3 separate regions of the Homo sapiens genome follow, and regions 2 and 3 are each linked to region 1. The links are chromatin loops, found by intact Hi-C in ENCODE. Cell type or tissue: endothelial cell of umbilical vein. All regions are shown on one strand.

What was found. A loop is a pair of places that touch in the nucleus more often than their neighbours do. Peaks named below come from ENCODE experiments on the same cell type or tissue, not always from the same donor. Only the 100,000 strongest peaks of a DNase experiment are listed, where the experiment ranks them.
Region 2: it touches region 1 in a loop (4-fold over the local background); 1 of 110 quality-filtered maps calls a loop at or near these places.
Region 3: a loop joins it to region 1, with 2.2 times the contacts of the local background. A loop is called at or near these places in 1 of 110 quality-filtered maps.

Annotation. Positions count from the first base shown.
Region 1 is chr4:147,980,672-147,988,671 of GRCh38, forward strand. The region is part of intron 18 of ARHGAP10 (Rho GTPase activating protein 10); the gene reads left to right. Among named protein-coding and RNA genes, the nearest start is that of MIR4799, 200 kb to the left of the region's middle. RefSeq lists an enhancer at 656-705. In endothelial cell of umbilical vein, a CTCF peak has its summit at 3,483 (motif pointing right); a DNase peak (open chromatin) is centred at 3,510.
Region 2 is chr4:148,849,129-148,857,128 of GRCh38, forward strand. The region is part of intron 2 of LOC107986195 (a long non-coding RNA gene); the gene reads left to right. Among named protein-coding and RNA genes, the nearest start is that of LINC02430, 300 kb to the right of the region's middle. In endothelial cell of umbilical vein, a CTCF peak has its summit at 3,405; a DNase peak (open chromatin) is centred at 3,173; H3K27ac peaks cover 304 bases.
Region 3 is chr4:148,351,038-148,359,037 of GRCh38, forward strand. The region is part of intron 2 of NR3C2 (nuclear receptor subfamily 3 group C member 2); the gene reads right to left. Among named protein-coding and RNA genes, the nearest start is that of NR3C2, 87 kb to the right of the region's middle. In endothelial cell of umbilical vein, no CTCF peak of the experiment used is centred here; DNase peaks (open chromatin) are centred at 2,774, 3,364 and 4,754; H3K4me3 peaks cover 374 bases; H3K27ac peaks cover 3,179 bases.

The sequences.
Region 1 (8,000 bases):
TCTTGGTTGGTAGGTTTTTTAAATTACTGATTCAGTTTCATTACTCCATTATCGGTCTGTTCAGGATTTCTCTTTCTTCTTGATTCAATTTTGGGAAGTTGTGTGGTTGTATGTTTCCAGGAATTTGTCTACTTCCTCTAGATTTTCTAATCAGTGTGCATAGAGATGTTCATAGTAGTCTCTGGAGATCTTTTCTATTTCTGTGGTATCGGTTGTTATGTCACCTTTGTTATTTTTGATTGTGCTTATTTGGATCTTCTCTCCTTTTCCTTTGTTAATCCAGCTAGCAATCCTATCAATCTTGTTAATCCTATCAATCTTGTTTATCCTTTCAGAGAACCAACTTTTCATTTTATTGATCTTTAGTATGGTATTTTTGGGTCTTGGTTTCATTTAGTTCTGCTCTGATTTTAGTTATTTCTTTTCTTTTGCTAACTTTGGGTTTAGTTCTTGTTTTTCTGGTTTCTTTAGGTACAAGGTTAGGTTGTTAATTTGAGATCTTTCCACTTGATGTAGGTGTTTTGTGCAGTAAACGTTCCTCTTAACATTGCTTTTGCCATGTCTCAGAGATTTTGGTATATTATGTCTACTTTTGTTTGTTTCAAAGAAGTTTTTGATTTCTGCATTAATTTTGTGGTTTACCCAAAAGTCATTCAGGAGTTAAGTTGTTTAGTTTCCATGTATTTGTGTGTTTTTTAGAGTTGCTCTTGGTATTAATTTCTATTTTTATTCCATTGTGGTCTGAGAAGATGCTTGGTATGATTTCAGTTTTTAAAAAGTATATTGAGACTTGCTTTATGATTCAGCATGTGTTCAGTCTTTGAGAATGTTACATGTGCAGATGAGGAGAATGACTATTCTGTGGTTGTTGGGTATTCTGTAGATGCCTATTAGGTCCGGTTAGTCAAGTGTTGAATTTAAGTTCAGAATTTCTTTGTTCATTTTCTGCCTCTGTGATGTGTCTAATGCCATCAGTGAAGTGTTGAAGTCTCCTCCTATTATTATGTGGCTGTCAAAGTATTCTCTTAGGTCTAGAAGTAATTGTTTTATAAATCTGGGTGTGCCAGTGTTGGGTGCAAATACATTTAGAATAGTTAAATCTTCTTGTTGAATTTAACCTTTTATCATTATGTAATGCTCTTACTTGTCCTTTTTTTTACTGTTGTTGGTTTAAAGTCTATATTTTCTGATATATGTATAAGAGTAGGGACCTCTGCTCTTTTTCGATTCCATTTGTGTGGTAGATTTTCCTCCATCCCTTTACTTTGAGCCCAGGGGCGTGATCATATGTGAGATGGGTCTCTTGCAAACAGCAGAAGGACGGATCTTGGTTTTAAAATTCAATTTGCCACCCTATGTCTTTTATTTTTAGTCTTTTTTCAAAAGACAGGGTTTTGCTCCATCACCCGTGCTGGAAGTGCAGTGGTATGAGTATGGGTCACTGCAGCTTTGACTTCCCAGGCTCAAGTGATCCTTTTGCCTCAGCCCCCTGTCTCTTCTGGTTTATAAAGTTTCTTCTGTGAAGTCAGCTGTCATTCTGATGGGTTTCTTTTTATAGGTAACATGATCCTTTTCTGTAGCTACCTTTAAGATTTTTTCTTTTGCGTTGATCTTGGAAAGTCTGATGACTATGTGCCTTGGACTCGGTCGTCTTGTATCTCACAGGAGTTCCCTGGGTTTCTTTTCTTTCTTTCTTTTTTTTTTTTTTTTCTTTTTGAGACAGGGTCTCACTCTGTTGCCCAGGCTGGAGTGCAGTGGTGCAATCACGGCTCACTGCAGCCTTGACCTCCTCCCAGGCTCAGACAACCCTCCCATGTCAGCTTCCTAAGACTGTAGCTGGGACTACAGGCATGTGCCATCACACCCAGCTAAATCTTTTTTTTTTTTTTTTTTTTTTTTTGGTATTTTGTGTTGAGATGGGGTCTCCCTATGTTGCCCAGGCTGGTCTCGAACTCCTTGGCTCAAGCAGTCCTCCTGCCTTGGTGTCCCAAAGTGTTGGGATTACAGGTGTGAGCCACCACACCTAGCCTGGATTTCTTATATCTGCATTTTAACCTCTCAAGCAAGATTGGGGAAATTTTCCTGAATTTTATCCCCAAATATGTTTTCCAAGCTGCTTATTTTCTCTTCTTTTCTCTCAGGAATGCCAATAAGGTATACATTTGGTTGTTTTACATAATCTCGTATTTCTCAAATACTTACTTACTTTCTTTTTTTTCCTGAATTTTCGAGACAGGGTCTTACTCTCGCCCAGGCTGGAGTGCACTGGTATAATCACAGCTCATTGCAGCCTCGACTTTCTGGGTTCAGGTGATTCTTCCGCCTCAGTCTTCCTAGTAGCTGGACTCCAGGTGTGCATGACCATGCACTGCTAAGTTTTTGCATTTTTTGTAGAGATGGGGGTCTCACCATGTTGCCTAGCCTGGTCTTGAACTCTTGGGCTCAGAAGATCCACCCGCCTTGGCCTCCCAAAGTGCTGGGACTACAGGCATGAGCCATGGTGCCTGGCTGCTTTGTTTTTTTTTTTTTTTTGAAGCAGAGTCTCACTCTGTCGCCCAGGCTGGAGTACAGTGGCACGATCTCGGCTCACTGCAACCTCCACCTCCCGGGTTCACGCCATTCTCCTGCCTCAGCCTCCCGAGTAGCTGGGACTACAGGCGCCCGCCACCACGCCCAGCTAATTTTTTGTATTTTTAGTAGAGACAGGGTTTCACCGTGTTAGCCAGGATGGTCTCCATCTCCTGAGCTCGTGATCCGCCCGCCTCCTCCTCCCAAAGTGCTGGGATTATAGGCGTGAGCCACTGCACTCGGCCTGTTCATTTTTTAAAATTCTTTTTTTTTTTTTCAAATTTTTGTCTGGGTTCATTTGAAGCACTGATTTTTGAGTTCTGAAATTCTTTCTTTTGCATGGTCTCATCTGCCGTTAAGACTTCCAACTGTATTTTGAAATTCCTATAGTGAATTTTTCAATTCTAGAAGTTCTGTTTTGTTCCTTCTTAACATAGCTATGTCATCTTTTGAATCTTGAGTCGTTTTTGTGTTGTTTCTTGTCTTGGATTTCAATTTTCTCTTTGATCTTGTTGCATTTCTTTGCTATCCATATCCTGGATTCTTTATATGTCATTTCAGACATTCATTCCGGTTAGAATCCATTGCTGGGGAGTTAGTGGGATCCTTTGAAGGTGACAAAACAGTCTGGCTTTTTCTACTGCTGGAGTTCTTATGCTGGTTTCTTCTCATTTGAAAGAACTGATGTTTTCTTTTTTTTGATTTTGTTATTGTTTGGATGAGAGTTCTTGATTTTTTTATTCTTTTTGTCCTTGGGGCTGTTACTGTGGTGTATATTGTGTGTGATTGTTTGGCTACGTTTCTGGGTATTTTCAGAGTTCCAAGGCTGTTTATGAGTTCCTTGGTTGCAGAGAGGTTCCTACAGTGGCTTTCTCCTTTGTTGCTTGTAGGGGTGTAATTTTGTTTGGTGGTGTTGTTTAAGCTGCAGTCCAGTAGATGGCGCTTAAGAGTAATAGCTGCCTGGGGAATGGGCAGAGGGAGGCAACAGAGAAGCATGAAAAGCGCCCTCCCCCAGTACACATTCGCGTTCAGCGGCTGGAGCCACTGGAGAAGCCCCAGGAAGCAGTTTCTTTCAGCCCAAACTCTCCAGGCCCCAGCAGGAGGACGCACTGCCAAGTCCGCCACAGCACATTGAGGAGGCGGGAAGGGAGTATGAGACGACCCTCTCTCCATGTTCGTTCCAGGGCTGTGGTGGTGCCACCTTTAGCGGCTAATGCCATGCCCGTGTTTCCTTTGACCCACGGTGGCCTTTGGAGGCTGTGCTCCCACCTCCCTTGTGGGAGGACCACACCAAGAGTTGGGTCTCCAGATCTGGCTGTTTTCACTGGCAAGGTGTCTGTTTGAGTTCTGTGGTTATAAATAGCATTTCTGTGGTGGCTTGTGAGCAGGCTCACTGCCTCCTGTAGGACCAGGGGGCAGTGGTCTCAGGAGACTAACCTCGTTCCTGAGTGCTGTGTGCTTATGTCTGATTTCTTATTGTGTTGTGCCATTCAACGTCCAGGCCAAGAAGTGGCTTTTGGGTTAAGAGCCAGCTGTGGCCAATATAGTTGAGTAGAAACTTGATCCTTGTTTACTGGGGAAACTCTCTGTTGCCTCAGGGCCAATCTGTGGAGTGCACAGTGGTCTGAGCGCCCTGCTCCAACCTGGAGGAGGGCTTCAAGATGGGCAGGCCAGACCAGGCAGGCCCACCTACAGGTCCCCCAATGGCAGGTCCGAGCATCAGCTTTGAGGGGTGGTCCAATGGGTGGCTACTAGGCACATAGAGATGTGCCTAGGTGTGGAGCTGGGAACCTCACCTGGTCTCAAGTTCTCTGCATGAGGCAGTGGAGCTGCCTAATCTCATCCAGGAGAGTGGGTCCTCCAGGTGCCAGGAGATCTGCTTGGGTATGGAGCAGAGAGGGCCCTGCTGCACCACAGTCTCTGCACAAGAAGGGAAGGGTAGCTCTGGCTGCAGATCCAGGCAAGTGGGTGCTCTGAATGCCTGGAGATACTCCTGGGTGTGGGGAAGAGAGGGCCTCACTGTACCACGGTCTCTGCACAGGAAAGATGGGTGGCTCAGGCTACTGATCCAGGTGAGCAGGTGCTCTGAATGCATGGAAATCTGCCTGGGGGTGGAGTGTAGAAGGCCCTGCTGCACCATAACCTCAGGAGAGGAGGCTGGGCACCCAGCAGGGACACATGCAAACCAGTTCCAGGCCACCAAGCTGGCTCTGTCTGCACGCCTCATTGCCCAGATAAACCATGGCTACAGCGACTCTCCTCTTACTTTTGGACCTGTGATGGGGGAGAGCACAATTCTAGTACCTACTGTTGGGTTACTTTCTATATTTGTTGCTCAGTTTTGGCTGTGGAGGCCTTTCCCCTGCTGCAGAGCAAATGCTGCAATATTTGATCCAAGACTAAATTGTCTGCATGACCACACTGCCAAATTGCTGAAGAATGACTGCCTTGTTTGAGCCTGGATTAAAAATGGCATCCCCTTGTCATTCCTGGTTCTGAGAAAATACATGCAGCTTTTCTCAGTGTGTCCGTCTCAGCGTCTGTAAGCTTTTCCCCAAGTTAGCTCCAAGGCTGAAGAGAAACAAAGTGCTCTCCCTCGGCCTGGGTTGCGCGGATCCCTAGCAGTAAGGGAAATGACAGCGGGAGGTCCTCTGCCTCTTATGTATTGAGGCTTCACTCACTTTTACCAGCCAGATGCCATCATGGAGGCTGTTTGCCCACCTTCTCCTCTCTGGAGTCTGGGGTGTCCTTTGCTGTTGAAGTGGATTTCCGTTTTCCTGTTTGAATTAAAGCTCACAGGGTTTATCTTTATGCACTATTTTGCTATTTGCAAGTGGCTGAGGTATGCGGAAAGCCTCTCATCTGCCATCTTGGGAAAAAAGGTCATGTGACTTTTGAGGGACTTAAGTGACCGGTTTAACCTCATTATCAGTTTCCTCATCTATGAAATAAGAAAAACGGAACTACCTCCCTGATGGAGTGGTTACAGGGATGAAGTGAGCTACTCCATGCCTCTCACTGCCATTTCCAAATGAGACACATGAAGCTCATGGAGGGTCATCAACTTGCTCGAGGTTATAGAACTAAAAATGGCCAAACTGGGATTTGAGCCCACTCTGTTTCCAAAGCCTGTCCCTTAGCTCTTCCACTGTTGTTGTCTGATGAAGTATATACAAATATATGCATTTAATATTAAATGACTGCAATTACTTGTTTGCTTTTCGAGAAAATCAAGGGGTTAACTGATTTTTACAGCTAGAGGGTAATGACAGGAAAGCAAACTCCTCTCCCCTGGTCACCTACCCTCTCCTCATACTGCTTTTAGTGTGCTGTCTCCAGGGTGACGTACACCCCACAGCCAAGACAGTCTCTCTAGGATCTTCAGACAGTGTCAGGCCTCTCTGGTTACCATCTTCCTCCTCATCTTCATCACCATCAATATAATTCATATAGAATAAGAGTATGTCTCACATTTACTAAGTGCTCATATTCTGTAAAGTACATCATGATTCAGATCCTGCTCAACAACTCTGAAAGGTAGACATTACTTTCATCCCTGCTTTACAAACGGAGGAAACTGAAGTTTAGGTGAAGAATTTTGCCAAATTCACATAGTTGGTAAGTGGGGATTCAGACCCAGGCTGCCTGGCTTTGGAGGTGGATTCTTAAGCCCTAGACTCTGCTGCTGCTCCTTCCATTCGAAATGGCTTTAGGTAAAAACCTTTTGTCTTCATTGTGACTGTTTAATAGGCTACACTGATCCTCAGAAACAGCAGATAACGGGATTATTGCGGATTGAACTGAATCACTGAAAATAGAATATTTTGATGTCTCAAATATATTTTCAGAAATCTAAAATTATACCAGATAGACTAAGTGGGGAAAGATAAACATGGAGTATCACATAATATATGAAAAACTAACTTTTCTAAACTGTAAACAAATGTATTGAGAATAAGCTACATGCTTTCAGCAAAATCATTGTAATTAAGAATGATAAAGTATACATTAATACATATACTGTTGAAGCTTCTATAATCATATAGCCATTTACATCAGACTAGGATACTTGTAGAGAAGTTTTTAAAAAATTTTTTCTGGAATGATTTCCTTCCCCTTCTAGATCGGCAGGATTGGGAGAAGGGTATTTTTCTAGACTCTGAACGCATAGCCACTTCCTCTTTTTACCTTTTTCTGGGTCCCTCCTCAGTCTGTAGTGCCCTGTAGTCATTTGGTACAAGTATTTCCTTCAGGCGACAGCCCAGCAGCACTGAGAACTGCTCACTGTGGACATGAACCCCTCCTGCTGTGTTAGTGAGGCTTGGTGCCTGTCTTCTCTGGGTCTGCTGCTGACACAGAGCTAAGCACATGAATTATCAGACTGCGATCTGAGCTGAGACAGATTCTCTCTGCTAGAAATTGAGAATTAGGATTTGGGGAGACTGAGCCAGTTACTATGAGGTTGTCTCTGGGCTTTGGGGCTGAAGACATCTCTGTGCTGGGTCAGGTGTAGGCAGAACAGAGAAAAGGCAGTGATGGGGAGAGAATCTGGCAGCTCCTCAGGAGGGAGAAGAGGAGTGGGAGAGAAGTGGAGACTTGCTGCCTTGACTCTTGATGGCCTCTCATTACTAATCCAAGGCAGTCTTGAGTCCCAGCTCTTGTTACTTCCTGCTGATTCCTTTTAATAAATCCACTTTTACTTATGCCACTTTGGCAAAGTTTTGGTTGCAACCAAATCATCTCTCCAGCAGTGTGAGAAAATACAGAGTGTGAGGCACTTGCAGTTCAATAAAGTTACAGATACATAGTTTACTCAGTGAGTTTGGTTTAACTCAGTGTAGTTTTTATTTCCCTTACTGCAGGTGTCTCCTGCCTGTCCCTGAGGCTGGCTGCTTCTTAGGCCCAGTCCTTAGGAAAACAGATGGAGCGTGTGTGTCTGGTCAACATAGTTTTAGGTAGAAACTGGCTCTTTGAAGCCATTCAAACCTGAGCCTATTGGTTGACTCCCAAAATTTTATGGCTAAAACTTGTTTAACTTTATTTTTCAGTTTTCTCAGCCCACAGTTTAAACCAGAAGTAGCTTTCCTCTGAACTTCCACTAATTTCATTTACTAGATCATGTTTTCTGAGATCTTAGTCTCTATTCTGTGCCTTGCATTCTTCCACATCTCCTGGCTGGTCCTCTGGCCTGCCGGTCCTTTGGTCAGGTAGCATTTTACAGTTCCCTCCTCCATCTGACAGCCTTTTCCTCTATCTAGCTCTGAAGCTTTAGTACATTAAGACCCACTTTAAAAATGTGATGAGAGCTTTGGGTTCTGTTTCCAGAAAATTGAATGTTTATATATACACACACACCAAAAAGTGTACACTTTCAGGAATTTTGGGGACTTCTCAGGTTAGGAACCTAGAACCCTGGGGAAACCAAGAGCTGC
Region 2 (8,000 bases), 870 kb after region 1:
ACATTTTTCTTTTGGTGATGGAGGGGCATTGAAAATCCAAAACCAACTTTAAAAAGAAACTTGACCTATCCTTCAAATGCCTTTCTAAAGAAGTACTTCCAAGGCGTTGCCTCTGGTTGCTCTGTGAATGGTCATGGAGAAGCAACTCTTACAGGTGTGAAGGGGCAGTTGCAATCCAGTCTTCACAGGCTTGTGCAAGTGTCTGCCCAGATAGTGTCATGATGCTAAGAAAGGAGACAGTAATGCTCTGTCAAATGTGTCAGGAAGAAAATTATGGTGGTCAAGAGCCACTCATCAGCCACTGAACACTGACTTCCACTGCTTCACACGGCCTTCCCACTGCAAATCTCTATTCCAAATATAAATACACAACTTACAAGGAAGAAAAAAAGGGGACCAGCCCCAGGGTCCCCTGTTTTCACCTATGGTACTTGTATTTCTCTGTTCTTTCTGGGAGTGGACTTGCATGGGTATTTGTTTCCGCTAATACCCGTGATAGCTAATACTCATGACACAGCAGCTGGTCCCTGAGCTCCAGGTACATATTGGGTACAAATGAGGAGATTAGGCAGGCACAGCAATGCTTTCTGGTGAGGACACAGGTACTAACAGTTTTCTTAGCACCTACTTTTCTTGAGTAAGAAATGACTAGCCTGTCCTGTGACTCACTGGTGAGCTAGGACTTTAAGTGGCTTCAGGTAGAATCTGGTCTTTCCTAGGACTTCCACCAAATCTGCTATACTTCATGGTGACAATAATAGTGAATATTCACCAGTTACCAGTGTGCCAGGTGTGGACTCTGGGCTTTAAATATGTCAGGCCATTTAATCCTCTCTATAAATCTTAAGATGGGTTCTGTAGTTAGCACTGTTTTGAAGATCAGAAAACTAAGGCACTGAGAGACTAAATAACCTCCCCTAAAGTTACATAGAAAGGAAACAGCAGAATTAGCATCAAACTCAGTCAGTCTGGCTCCAAGCACTTTGTCCTTCACTATTCTGAGGGACGGAGGCATGGTGGGACAGGATGATTCTGGCAACTTGCCTTTTCTCACCGTCTCTTTACAATTCTCTGGAATAGGAATTGACTTCCAAAGTGGCTTTGTGAGGACAGCTCTTAGGTAAGGGTGGATGCTGGCTCCAGCATACTAAATGCAAGCTATTTCGCCACAGGAGTTAATTTGTTCCTGTGTTGCTGGGATATATACCAAGTAATCTAAGGAAGATGAGTGTGTGACTGAAAATCTCTGGGCAGAGTATACTTTTCCTGTGTGTGCAGAGCTTCTCTCAGTGTAGACAGCCCTGGTTAAATATTAAGGAAAGGTTATTTGAGGAGAGTGGCACAATCTTACTTCATGGAAACTATATCCATGTGGTCATGTGCTTAAGGTGTGGCTAGCTACTGGAAAGTGTTGTAACTTACTTTGTGGGACACATAAAAACAAACTAACACTTTGAGGGAGTAATTGAATATATACAAAGTATTATATTGTGACTTATTAAAAAAGAAAATACTAGAAGGAGAGGTGGAATAATACTTATGTTTGTCACTAAACCATTTGCAAGTGAATTTCACATTATCTCACCTAATCTTGTTTATAGACAAGGAACTGGACCTTACAGAGATTAAGTAACTTCCCCAAGGTCACAAATGTAATAAGGGCAGAACTGGATTTGAAATCAAGTTTGTGAATACCAAAGTCCTTGATCTTTCTATATCACCGTGTGTGTGTGTGTGTGTGTGTGTGTATGTGTGTGTGTTGGAAAAGGAGGGAGATTGGCAATGGGGGAGGGGAGTGTACTGAATAGAATTTTAAAAACACAAAGTGGTTTCCCCTAATAGTTCCAGTAAAAGCTCAGTGATATCACTTCTATACATAAGTGCTAGAGGTCATTGACTTAACAAATATTATTGAGCATTGCTATGTGAAATATAGTAGTGAAATAACTGAAAAAATTACAGGATATAAAGAGGTAGAAGAGCCCAGGAATGCCTTGAGTTATGAAGATTGTCACACCCCAGTGGCCAGCTCCAGCTCATGCCGATGGTGGCTGGAAATCTCTGATTTCGTATCTCTATATACCCATTTATTTTTTGTTCACTGCTTCCTTCATACATTTTCTTTGAATATCAGGTCATTTATTTAATTAATTAATTTATTTTAGAGATGAGATCTTAATCTGTTGCCCAGGCTGGGACGCAGTGGTGTGATCTCAGCTCACTGCAGCCTTGAACTCCTGGGCTCAAGTGATCCTTGCACCTCAATCTCCTGAGTAGCTGGGAATACAGGCATGCACCACCATGCCCAGCTATTTTTTATTATTATAATTTTTGTTTGTAGAGACAAGGTCTCATTTTGTTTCCCAAGCTGATCTCGAACTCCTGGCTTCAAATGATCCTCCCACTTCAGCCTCCCAAAGTGCTGGGATCATTGGCATGAGTTACTGTGGCCAGCCTGAATAGCAGGTCATTTAATTCCATCCACGCAATTCTTTTCATTCCAAGTTCAAGTGACAGTGGGGCCTACACTAGAGAGCTTTCAGTAGAATCTAAATGGTAGAGGAAGGTGGAGATAATATTGAAAAGAAGCAAAAAAATAATAATAATAAACAATTACTTATGGTATAGGGATGGTGGAGTGGAGTAGGGCTCGTGGTGTAAAATGATTTTTAACAGAGAAAGTCTCCTTTACTCCCAGGCCCCTTGTTTCTGGGGAACCAAAAAGATATTGCTATTGATGCATCATTCTTTAGAAAATAAATATTAACATCTATTATAAACAATTCACTAACAAAACACTGCTGCTACTAGGATTAATGGTCACAATAATGATTATAGTTATGGCCAAACTGAACTTCCTATAGGAAGAAGAGATTATCAGGCCTCCAGTGGGATGATTGCTATAAAATATGTTTCCAGGGAAGGAGGAATTTGTTGAATCTCATTGTGATATGGTCGTGAGGCTTTAGGGCTTGCCCTGTGGCATGGAGGGTAATCAGGCTAGCAATAACTCATCATGAAGTTGGAATCCAATATTTCTCCTTATTAATTCATGCCACAGGAAAGTTACATGCCACATATTACTGAGTGCCCATACTCTTGAGAAAGGAAGTGCTAACTTTTCCTATTCCTCTACTCCTCCTCATAAACACACCACACCCTTATTTAGTTCAAGAGTGCTTAATCAGGAAATAACGAAATTGTGAGTAATAAGTCATATTATCAGTGTGATAGGGGAGTGATAAGTACACATTGAGCGTTCAATACCTCTCAACAACCAGTCAATAAAAATAGGAGGGACAGTAATTAAGATGAATCTCCACTTGGAAGTGGTAGCCTGGGAGGGGAAATGGTAGTAAAGAGTTATGCTGCCCCCAGGAGCCAGCAAAGCCCTCGTGTTCCTTGGAACTCAATACCCACCCTGTAAGAAATGCCATAACATTAAGCAGATACACACCTCAGCTTTCACAAGTTGTGCTGGTTACCCATATTATGGGCCAGAGTTTCAGGGTGGCTTAAAGAGAAGGAGGAAGAGAAGGAGACTGTGGCAAGGCTGCTAGGGACACCATAATGTTCTTGAGAAGGCAGCATGATGAATGAGTGAAGAACGAAGGCATAAGGGGTGAAGACTGAGAATCAAAAGACTTGGACCTTCCTCAAAGAAGCTTGGACTTCACACCTGAATCTCATTTCCTTATCTGTAAAAGGAGGACCGTGGGCTAGGGCAGTGCCACGGTTTCTTCCTGTTTTAAAGTCCCTAGATTCTGAGCTAATGTCATTTCAGAATCTGTACAGAACTGACACATATCTTTGATCACCAGTGAAATCCTAGGTTGCTTGCCTGACCACAGCATTTCCCTATCTGCCCTATAAGCATTTATCAAGCAGCATAGTGTTCTCTGGCAGCATCATTTATTTTCAAGGATGCTCTTTGGGGATAACTTTGTATGGTGATATAATTTCAAACTTATGAAAAAGCTGCATGAATTGCATAAGGAATTCCAATAATACTTTTTTCCAGATTCACCAATTATTTACATCTTGCCCCATTTGCTTACTCCCTCTCTGCATGTATATCTGCATACATATTCATATATCTTATATATATTTGTAGAGAATCATTTGAGAGTAAGTTTGATGCATCGTGACCATTTATTGTTAGTTTACTGTATATCTCCTAAGAACACAGACATCTCCTACATAACCATAGTCCAATTATCAAAACAAGAACATTTAGCATTGATATATACTATAATATACAGTCCACATTTGATTTTAATTAATTATGCAAATAATGTTTTAATTGATAGTTTCTCTTGTCCAGGATTCAATTCAGATTCACAGACTGCAGTTAGTTGTCTCTTTGGTCTCTTTAAACATGGAATAATGCCTGTCTTCCTTTGACTTTCTTGACAAAATGTTTGAAGAGTACAAGTCATCTGTTGTATAGAATGTCCTTCAATTATGTCTTGTCCGATATTTCCTTATGGTAAGATTCAGATTATGCATTTTTAGGACAGTTGCACCACTGAAGTTATATAGTATACTTAGTGTGTCATATCAGGTGGCACATGCTATTGGTTCATTCCAATACTGATGAACTGTTAACTCTGATCACTTGGTTAAGTTATGTATATCTTTCCCTTTACAATTAATACAATTTCAATTCATAATATAAGATTCTAATTACATATACTTTAGACTGTTTGATATTGCTATTCTACTTTTCACTTTATTGTGCTAAAATGTGGATGATCCGTTGACCTGTTGTCAAGTTTATTGATTCTTTTCACTGTCGTTTCCAGTCTCTTGAAAAGCTGATTGAATGAATTCTTCATCTTAGACATCATATATTTTATTTCTAGCAATTTCATTTGGCTCTTTTAAATAGTTTCTATTTCTGTGGCCAAATTACCCGTTGTATATTATGTACCTTTTCCACTAGATCTTTTAACATATTTATCAAATTTATATAATATTAACTTTTGGGCCATCTCTCAGTCTGTTTTTATTTTCTTTCAAAATATGCTATTTTTCTTCATGTGTTTTGTAATTTTTGAATGTGTACAGGACATTGTTTGTCAAAATACAGTAGAGACTGAAGTAAGTAATATTTTTGCCCAGGATACCTTTTTTTCTGTCAGCCATCTGTATAAACTATAGTTGAGCTATGTGTGAAGTTTACTGTCATTTTAATTAGGTTTAGTTCACCAATAGGTTAATGATTCAAGAATGAGTCAGTACTTTACCTCCAACAGGGCAAGACCTTTTTGTACAAACAATCTTTGGCTTCCTGAACCAAGGAGAATCTCATTCTGCTTTCTAAACTGGCTTCTAGATTTTTATGTTGTTAAAGAGTTTGCTTTGTTATACAGTTCTGCCTCCTGGCTTTCTGTGGTTCAAGGGACCTCTTTCTGCTCTGCTATGTTCTCCTTATCCATGGAGTATTGGGCAGTGAATTTTAGTGAATGCTAAGAGTGTCCATAAGGGGCTTAGGATGGTATGTTTCTGAGTGGTGGCAATGCAGAAGAGCTAAAAAGACCTTGAGATTTTGGGAACTTGCTCCCCAAAGAGATCTTTTAGGTCTCTTGCCCTTCCTCCAGCTGTGAGAACCCTCTGACAAGTACTTAATGAAGGCCTGTGGCACTTCATAGAGTTTCCTTTAGTTCTTCTGCCCTCTTTTCATCATTCTATCTCACCTCTCTTGCTCTGCTCATCATCTTTTGCATTAGCACTTAGTGAAGGCCCATGGGAAAGGTGTGATGAGTAGGTGCAGATTCTCACTGTGCATCGAGCTTAGGATCCTAAACATCACACCAGCTGTCATTTAGTCATAAAATTCTTACAAAGTTTAGATAGTTTCTCCTTAAATCTATTAATGGTAACTTCCTACTTGCACTACCCTACAAAAGATGATAGGAGCTGTATGGCAGTTCCCAGGAAGGGCTTGTCACTTCCTAGATTTTAGTTCATTTTGGTTTCATTAATCCTCAGCTATCTAATAGGTTTGTTTTAAAAAGTATGACTTTGTAGGTTAGTTGGCTTGTTTTTGATAGTAGGGTATAAATGGAAGCAGAAATTAGGATTAGGATCTGGTGTCCTTTGGATATATTCTGCCCAAAATACAATTAACCCTTCATACTGAGAAATAAAAATAAAATCCTAAGCCCCTTAACCAACTGAAGGAACCCTTTTTGGCCAAAGTGACCCCAGAAAAACCTCAAAAGCTAAGTTTCTTGCCATCATGGGATAGGAGGTCAGCCTTGACCTCCTGGGCTCAAGCAATCCTCCTGCCTCAGCCCCCAAGTAGCTTGGACTACAGGCATGCACCACCGTGCCTGGTTAATTTTTATATTTTTTATAGAGACAGGGTTTTGCCATGTTGCCCAGCTGGTCTTGAACTCCTGAGCACAAGTGATTCACCTGCCTCAGCCTCCCAGTGTTCTGGAATTACAGGCATGCATTTGACTTCTAAGTACACATATTTGACTTGCTTTGGTTGAAGCACTGCACTGGCCTGAAGTCATACAAGGACCTCTGAACTACCTGGGAGAGGCCATATGTTCTCATTGCTACTGCTGTTATTGCTTTTAGGTCCTCTCAAGTAGACAGATCTGGGAAACTATATATATAGAGAGTCTCCATTTATCATCCATCTATTAAAAACTATGAGTTCATACTGATACCTCCAATTTTAATCTGAAAGCACATTGTACATTCTAATCCTCCCTTTTCCATATTTGTAACTTTCTTCTACAACAGTGAGAAACTTGGATCTCATTATGCTTAATATATTTACTCATTTGATTAAGATTAGGATACAGAGAAATTCATTTCAGAATTGCTAACTGTATTAGTCTGTTTTCAAGCTGCTGATAAAGACATACCTGAGACTGGACAATTTACAAAAGAAAGAGGTTTAATTGGACTTACAGTTTCACATAACTGGGGAAACCTCACAATCATGGTGGAAGGCAAGGAGGAGCAAGTCACATCTTACATGGATGGCAGCAGGCAAAAAGAGAGAGGGTTTGTGCAGGGGAACTCCTCTTTTTAAAACCATCGGATCTTGTGAGATTTATTCACTATCATGAGGACAGCATGGGAAAGACTTGCCCCCATGATTCACTTACCTCCCACTGGGGTCCCTCCCACAACACATGGGAATTCAAGATTAGATTTGGGTGGGGACACAGCCAAACCAAATCACTAACCCATACCACTAGGAAAAAAAAAAGTCTATGAATTAGACTTCAATAATTGTTTACTGCTTTTTAAAGGTAAAATTTACACATAATGAAATAAAAACCTGTATACAATTCAATGAGTTTTGATAAATGCATACCTCATATAATCCACACCTCTCTAAAGATATTGACTATTTCCATCATCTCAGAATAATTTCCCTTTTTAATCCATTTTCCCTTCCTTTCCTCGAGTAACCACAGTTCTACTTTTTTTCACTGTAGTTTTGCCTGTTCTGGGGCTTCATACCATAGATAATACAGTATGTATTCAGAGTTGAGCTTCTTTTGCTCAGCATACTGTCTGTGAGATTCATATGTGCTATGTGTATCAAATTAAGAGTTTTTTTTAAATTTTGGTTAGAAATTATCTCATTATATGTATGCATTCCACAATTTGTTTATTCTGTTGATGGACATTTGGTATGTTTCCAGTTTTTTTGCTAATATGAATAAAGCTGCTATAAACATTCTTGTCCAAGTCTTTGTGTGGACGTATGTTTTCTATCTCTTGGATAGATGCTCAAGAATGGGATTAGTGTGGCATGGGTGGGTGGGTGTCTACCTTTATGAGAAATTACAAAACATTTTGGCAAAGTGTTTGGACATTAAATCTGGCTTTGACTTCATTTTAACACATTTCTTTTGTAAGTAGCATGGGGCTTTACAGCTTCCCTCACTATGTGATTCTCTCTGACCTTAGTATCCTTCATAGAAAGGGCTCTAGCATTGGATTGGTTTGAAGGCACACAAGGA
Region 3 (8,000 bases), 370 kb after region 1:
ACCAGCCTCAAGTGTCTGTGTTTCAATTTTTAACACTTAAATAGTGTTGCATATGCAATCTAATCTTTTGTTCTAACATTGATTTCATATTCTAGGCTAATCTGTCTTTTCTTTTCTTTTCTTTTTGAGATGGAGTCTTGCTCTCTCACCCAGGCTAGAGAGCAGTGGTGCAATCTCAGCTCACTGCAACCTCCATCTCCCAGGTTCAAGCAATTCTCCTGCCTCAGCCTCCCAAGTAGCTGGGATTACAGGCGCAAGCTGCCATGCCCTAATTTTTTGTATTTTAGTAGAGACAGGGTTTCACCATGTTGCCCAGCTGGGTCTTGAACTTCTGAGCTCAGGCAATCCACCTGCCTAGGCCTCCCAAAGTGCTGGGATTACAGGTGTGAGCCACCGCATCCAGCCTAATTTGTCTTTTCTAATATGTAACATTTGCCTCTTTCTTCTTTCTGATCAGGACCATCTATTACTTCACCTTTCAGCAGATGCCCTACCATTGACCTTTGTCAGCAGTGGGATCCTGGAAAGAGCCCTCTACAGACCCCAGGCCTCATGGCTTAGTAACAGCCTTGGAAGAGATGTGAGCCACTTGAGAGCAGGGCGAGGGCAGCATCTTGTTCAATTTGCATCTCCAGCATCTTCCCAGGACAGTTGGCAAGTGATCAATCAGCAAATGCTTTTTGAGTAAATGAGTGAATAAAAGAGCAAATAAATTGACTCACAGTGATAAACTCAGAGTCTAGGTTTCATCAGTCATAAAAGGGTGATAAATGCCTACCTACAAGGTGACCCTAGATATTGTAGGTGGTATTACTGCCTCAAGAGTGACATTCTTAAAATGCAGTCCCCCCATTCTGTTCTTAAGCCTTGGCTGGTTATGTGGAAACACCATGTGTTTCCTCAGTATCCTAAACTCAGGATATTGAAAAAGTAGGTAGATTAATGTGTGGTTGAAAAATGAGGGAATTCTGGAATATTATTCTTAAATAACCAATGGAAATATAGGTTTTTAATTTTCTAACTTGCTGTAGGGAGAAGGGCTGATAGAGAAATCAGATCTGTTCCCTTGCAGACTTCCTTAAACAATGAGGATGTATTTTGCGACATAAGTCCTGGGAGAACAGTGTACTACCCACTTTCCAGCAATGAAACATCTGTAAACATTTTTCTGGATTCCTCTCTCTGTTTTTGAAAGTCATCTTGAGAAAGGGTGATTTGTAGAGTAAAGCTTATGGGATATTACCTTATGCTTTATTTTTGAGGTCACTCAGTATTTGCCTTCTCTTTTCTGTGTTAACTAAAATAATAAATCTTAACTCTACATACAACTCCTATCATCTATCTATCTATCTATCTATCTATCTATCTATCTATCTATCTATCTATCTATCTCCTTGTTCATCTAGCCAAAATGATGCTTGGCATCTTTGAGATTCTCTTCACCCAGGGGTTGCAAACTCACCGCAGGCTGCCACTCTGATGGAATTGAAAGACCCCATCTCAATGTGACACTGTGTATTTTCTCCTACTGGCAACAGCAGGGTGTTGGGAAAAGATGAGACATCATGTACATTTGGTCGCTGATCTCTATTTATCTTATTCCTAAAATCAATCATCTTCAAGTTTAAACAACAACGAACTCCCTCTACAATGAAACCCAGTAGAGAGCAAACTAAAGATTTTTCATAGTTTTAAAATCATATTTTAATAAATGTTTTGGAAATGCCAACCATCAGGTTCTTTTTGTTTTTGTTTTTAAGTAGAGAGATGCAAATAATCTAACCACTAAACTCACAAAGCAAACCCCTAAAAATAAAGATTCTTATGTAATGTGATTTAAAGATGTAAAGTAGCTAACAAGCTATATAACACATTTTCTAAAATAACATAAAATATAAAGTCAAACAATGAATGAATAAACATTAATGAGAACACCAGAAGTGACAAGGCAGATCTTATTTTAAAAACTTCAAAAGCTGTTTGTATAGATTACAGATAGCAAAAAAAGTGAAGTACTTACTTTAGGGCAATGCGTCAGTTTTTACAAAATTAGAAGGATCTTATTTTTCTGTCTAAATAAGTAGACTCAATCTCAAAATGCTCCCAAGACATGATTAATCCAGATAATATAGTATTTTAGTATTTATTTATAGCCTGCTTTATTCTAAAAAATGTAAGAAGGCTTATAATTAAAACCCTACAGTTAAATTAATTTCAAAAACCCTGATAAAATAATACACTTGAAGCACCAATATATTTTCATTATACAAATTCATTTTAATTTTTAAATTATGGAAATCCAAGAGTCTATGGTAAATTTAGTTTATCAAAACCATCATAAGAAACCACCTAATAATAGAAGATTGTTTAAATACGTCAATATAATTTTGTCAACAATATACATCTTCCATATATACACACATATATACATTTTCTAGAATATATAACACTGGAAAATGTTCATGAGATACCGCAAATGCAAGTGGTTACTAAAGGCTTACACAAAAGCATACAATTTTTCCTTTTAAAAATATGTATAGACAGGTATAGAGGAGTGAAAGCAAAAATTGGAATTGTAAGTTTTCTATGATGAATGAGTTTTACTTTTACAGAGTAGAAAACCATATTTTTAAGACAAATGCATATTGTTTTTATAATTATATTCCTATATGAAAAGACCATCACTGCTGCTCAGAACAATAGACTCTCTGTATGTGAGTCATATTAGAGGATCTAATATCATTCTTCTTACTGACTTACATGTTTTATCAAGATTTTATTGTTTTGCAGGACAGAGTTTCACCTTAGGCCAACCCACATAAATAAGAAACCATTCCTAGTGATGTCCATTGCATACCTAATGGATTCTACTTAAAGGCTCTTTAATTTAGGGATGAATACCTCTTTCACCATCCCTTAAAAATGGTATTACAGAGCCTGAAAAATTATTCTACAAATCACAGGTCCTAAGATATTATACTGCTAGACATGTACAAAATTACAGTTGACCCTTTAACAATGGGTTGGAACTGCAGGGGTCCTTATACATGGGAATTCACCTCTGCCACCCCTGAGACAGCAAGACCATCTATTCCCTTCACTCTCTTCCTTCTCAGCCTGCTTGACATGAAGATGACAAGGATGAAGACCTTTTTTGATGATCCACTTAATGAACAGTTAAGTATATTTCCTCTTCCTTATGATTTTCTTAATAACATTTCGTCTTCTCTAGCTTACCTTACTATAAGAACACAGTATATTATATATAAACATATAAAATATGAGCTAATTGACTGTGTTATCAGTGAGACTTCTGGTCAACAGCAGGATATTAGTCATTAAGTTTTGGAGGCGTCAACAGTTATATACGTATTTTCTATGGTGCCGGGTTGTCAGTGTCCCTAACCCTTGCATTATTCAAGAGTCAACTATATTTAAACCTACACAATCCAATCCTGCAGGTAGCCACTCACCCAATGAAGATAAATAATTGAAAATATGTGTATATATTTTCCAAAGAATTGTATTAACAAAATGAATTACACTGTTCTGCAGAACGAATAGTTGTCAAGGCATGTTTTTGTTCAGGCCTGTACTAGATAGATATTCTAAAATAACAAGATCCTGATACAAAACAATAATGGAAGATTAATATTTAAAATACAGATTTTTTCAATGACATTCGTATATAAAGTATCTCCAAAAGAAACAAATTTCATGAAATTATTTTTATTAAAAATATAAAACTGCTCAACATTCAATCATGAAGGATATAGAATTATCTTAATCAAGGATATTTTCATTTTGGAGGTATAAAATTAAATGGATGTCTTGTAGCTAGGAGAAACATGAAATTAGAACAAAAACATTATACTCCAAATTAGCAATGGAAAGTAATAAGTGATTTCATGATTTTATGCCAATTTTATGCTATTTAAAAAAAATAAATATAGCTCACAAAACTAATATCACTAAATTATTTCAATAAAGGGAGGACAATAACAGTTTTAATGGAATTGAACAAAATTAAATTACCACTTGTTTATATAACATTCCAAGGTTTAAAATGAGCTTTCTTATTGAGAAACTAAGTGTAAATGTTCTATAGTAAAGATTCTTCAACCTCTCCCACATCAGAATGATATCTACTTATACATCAGGCTTCTCAAGGTGAGATCCATATATCTTCTGGGGAAAGTGAGTAGTGCCAGAGATTAGAGGCCCCAAGGAAAACTACAGCACACACCGTTAAGTTTATTTTATGGAATAGAATGCTTCAAAGAAAATCTGACACATAAGCACCAACATATACTTAACGGCCTTGCATTTATCATAATGTTTCTGCCTCTCCATCTTTGCTCAGTCTCTCTTTTGCCCAGAAGCCGCTACCCTACTCCCACTCTGAACCCTCTACCCCACTCCCACACTGATTCTTTTCAGACAGCTGACTGCTTAACTTCAATCCTGGTATAACATCCAGAAGAAAGCCTTCCTGAATTTCCCAGGCAGTGCCACCTCTGTACTCCTGGGGCACCTGGGAACAAAGCCAGCACCCCTCTCTCACTGGATGCTCTGGCATCTGCAGCAGCTCTCATCCCCTACAGGAAGGGCAGGGCCATCCCGTCAGTTGTTTATCATTAGCAAACAACAAATGTCACCGAAACTGAGCTAAAGCTAGGAGGTCCACTATGATCACTGGGAGGATACTGGCAAGTTATCTACTAACAAAGCTCAAAAACAATGTTAACAATAACACTTCGCATAAATAGGTTTCTTGTCAGAAATCTAAAGAGGAAAAGCAAAGTTTCGGTTTTGTAGAACACATCCTGGACCTGCTACCTGACCCTGGCCAAATTACTTAACCTTTCTGGGCCTGTCATTTCCTTGTTTTTAAAATGAGAACAGGGCTAGCACCCACCACATTAGCTTAGTGAGTATTAAATCAGTCATGTGCATGAAGTTCTCAGACTAGTATCTAACAAGTGGCAAGTGTTTACTGAGTGCCACTATCAATCAAGATCTTGAATGTGAAAAATCACATAATTTTCACATGTAAACTTCAGATCTACAGAATAAAACTCTCATTATGCAAGGGAATGAAAAGAGACAAATTTAAAAAACATTTTATATGTTATATTAATCAAAGAAAGCCACATTGCTGTAATAAAGTATGATCACTGCATATTTGAGAAAATGTTATTCAAGGTACTAAAAAGTAATTTGATGAACTTAAAATACTGATGAAAACTAAAATCTGTTGTCAATGTACAAATGATGTTGCTAGTTCCATCACATTCTGCGTGTGCCTCTACATGCACATTATATAAATTGGAAGAAAACTATATGAATGTACAATCAGCAACTTCTCATTTGAAGAAGACAGACATCTGTGAAATAGACATCTGGGGGAGAAAAAAGTGACGTTTTTCTGTAGTGCCATTCATAAAGGTGTCACATCTATGCTATACTGTATTAAGCCACAATTTTCTACATGTAAACGTATCGGGAGCTTAATATAAAACTACTGTAAGTTGGAATTTGCTAAAGGAACACTTAGGAACCATATAAACCTATGAAATTATTTTTCACAATCAAAAAGACAGCTTCTTAAAGTAGCCTAATGTATATGGTACATATCCCAAGGGCGGACTAATTTACAAAAATGCTATCTCAGTAGCCTATGTATGTGTGTGTACATAAAAATAAGTCTTGTTACTAAAATAAAAATTCACTTTCCCACAACTCTCTGATGCAAGAAATCAGAGATTAAAATGAAATAGTCATTCAAACAGTCTGTGGTAAAGGAGCCTTTCTCACATATGCTTATATTTTCAATGAACAAAAGCACACACTAAGCACGACTGTGTGTGTGTGTGTGTGTGTGTGTGTGTGTGTGTGTTACGGGATGCTTTTTGTTTGCAATCTAGAAGACACAGTACTACAGAGTCCTCATAGGAACACCTGCTATTATGGGGGAGGGATTGATAAACCTTCAGTGACAATTTCATATAGGTTGAACATTCTGAATCAAAATGTTATATATTCATAAATACTCTAAAAACCTATAATCCCATGGTAGATAATGGAAGGAATAGTGGGGTGTGTGTTCCAAGGCTGATCTGGCACATGTGGAGGAAAATCCTTAGCAAATACTTTTGAATCAAAAAATACATGTTCTTTTATTTTATAATGAGCTTACAAAAATGATTGTTAAGTCTTCATTTACAAACCTTTAAAATTAGAATCCATTCATTTCTGTAGTAAAAGTGTTAGTATAATCCAAGACAAACTCATTTATTCTACTGAAAAGAGTACCTATGCTTTTTAATGTTATCGTCATCATTATCATCCTCTGTAGTCAGAGAATCAGATTCCTTTACATAAGGTATATCTCTCAATATAAATTCAGTACACTATGAAATGACTAGACTATACATCTCTTTTAATATGGTAAATATAACATGGAAGTCTCCCCCAAGTCATAACTTCAGTTATGCAAATATAATGCTACACATATTCCTCCAAATATAATACATTTCTGTGATATCGAAAACTTTTAAACTTCTTCCTAGAAGAATCTAGGAAAATACCAACATGACAAGCTTTTATGTTACATACAACAAAGCCTCCACCAAAGGCTCTTCATTTAACATTAATTATTTCTGCTAAATAATACCATATTATATTGATTTTTCTGTTTATCAATCTCCATTATATCTTTTCCTTTTGACATTTTAAAAGAAAGTGCAACAGAGATGTCAGCCACTTTAGTTCCTGGCATGTTAAAAGCAAGGCAAAGGTTTGATGAGGAGGGTTAAAAAAAATGAATAAACATCAGGAATAGGAAGTTCTTACCTTTTGATTTATGCTGTTGTAAGAGGAAAAAATACAAATATCTTTAAATTGTGAAAATGCACTGAAAATATCCTCTTTCAAAGGACTATATTTACTTAACTACGTGTTCCTAACGCAAGGTAAATCCCTTATTAAAATGCCATATCTCACCATTGTGGAAGTCAGTGTGGCGATTCCTCAGGGATCTAGAACTAGAAATACCATTTGACCCAGCCATCCCATTACTGGGTATATACCCAAAGGACTATAAATTATGCTGCTAAAAAGACACATGCACACGTATGTTTATTGCGGCATTATTCACAATAGCGAAGACTTGGAACCAACCCAAATGTCCAACAATGATCGACTGGATTAAGAAAATGTGGCACATATATACCATGGAATACTATGCAGCCATAAAAAATGATGAGTTCATGTCCTTTGTAGGGACATGGATGAAATTGGAAATCATCATTGTCAGTCAAATATCGCAAGAACAAAAAACCAAACACCGCATATTCTCACTCATAGGTGGGAATTGAACAATGAGATCACATGGACACAGGAAGGGGAATATCACACTCTGGGGGCTGTGGTGGGGTGGGGGGAGGGGGGAGGGGTAGCATTGGGAGATATACCTAATGCTAGATGACGAGTTAGTGGATGCAGCGCACCAGCATGGCACATGTATACATATGTAACTAACCTGCACAATGTGCACATGTACCCTAGAACTTAAAGTATAATAACAAATAAAAAATAAAAAAAAAAATAAAATGCCATATCTCCGTTCTTTTTTGCTAAATTTAAATTATATGAAACTGTTTAATCACTGAGGTTTTAAAAGTAGTAGTCTTAGAATCTCAAGAAAAAAAGGCTTGCATTTTCAACACACTTATAGCTATGCTTATAATTAATCCATTAGAGTACCTGGCTAATAAGTTAATTTGTAATTTGTAATTTCCTTAAAACACAGTAATAACATACCAAGAAGAGTATTTCCATTAGCCAAGTTTGATCTTAGAAAAAGAAAACATCTACAAAAACACTAAGTGGATCACATAAAATAAGCTAAACCACAATTTACACACACGCACACACACACACACACAGAGTGCAAGAATCATTTTTCAAGCATCGTTCATTCAGATCATTTACCAGGA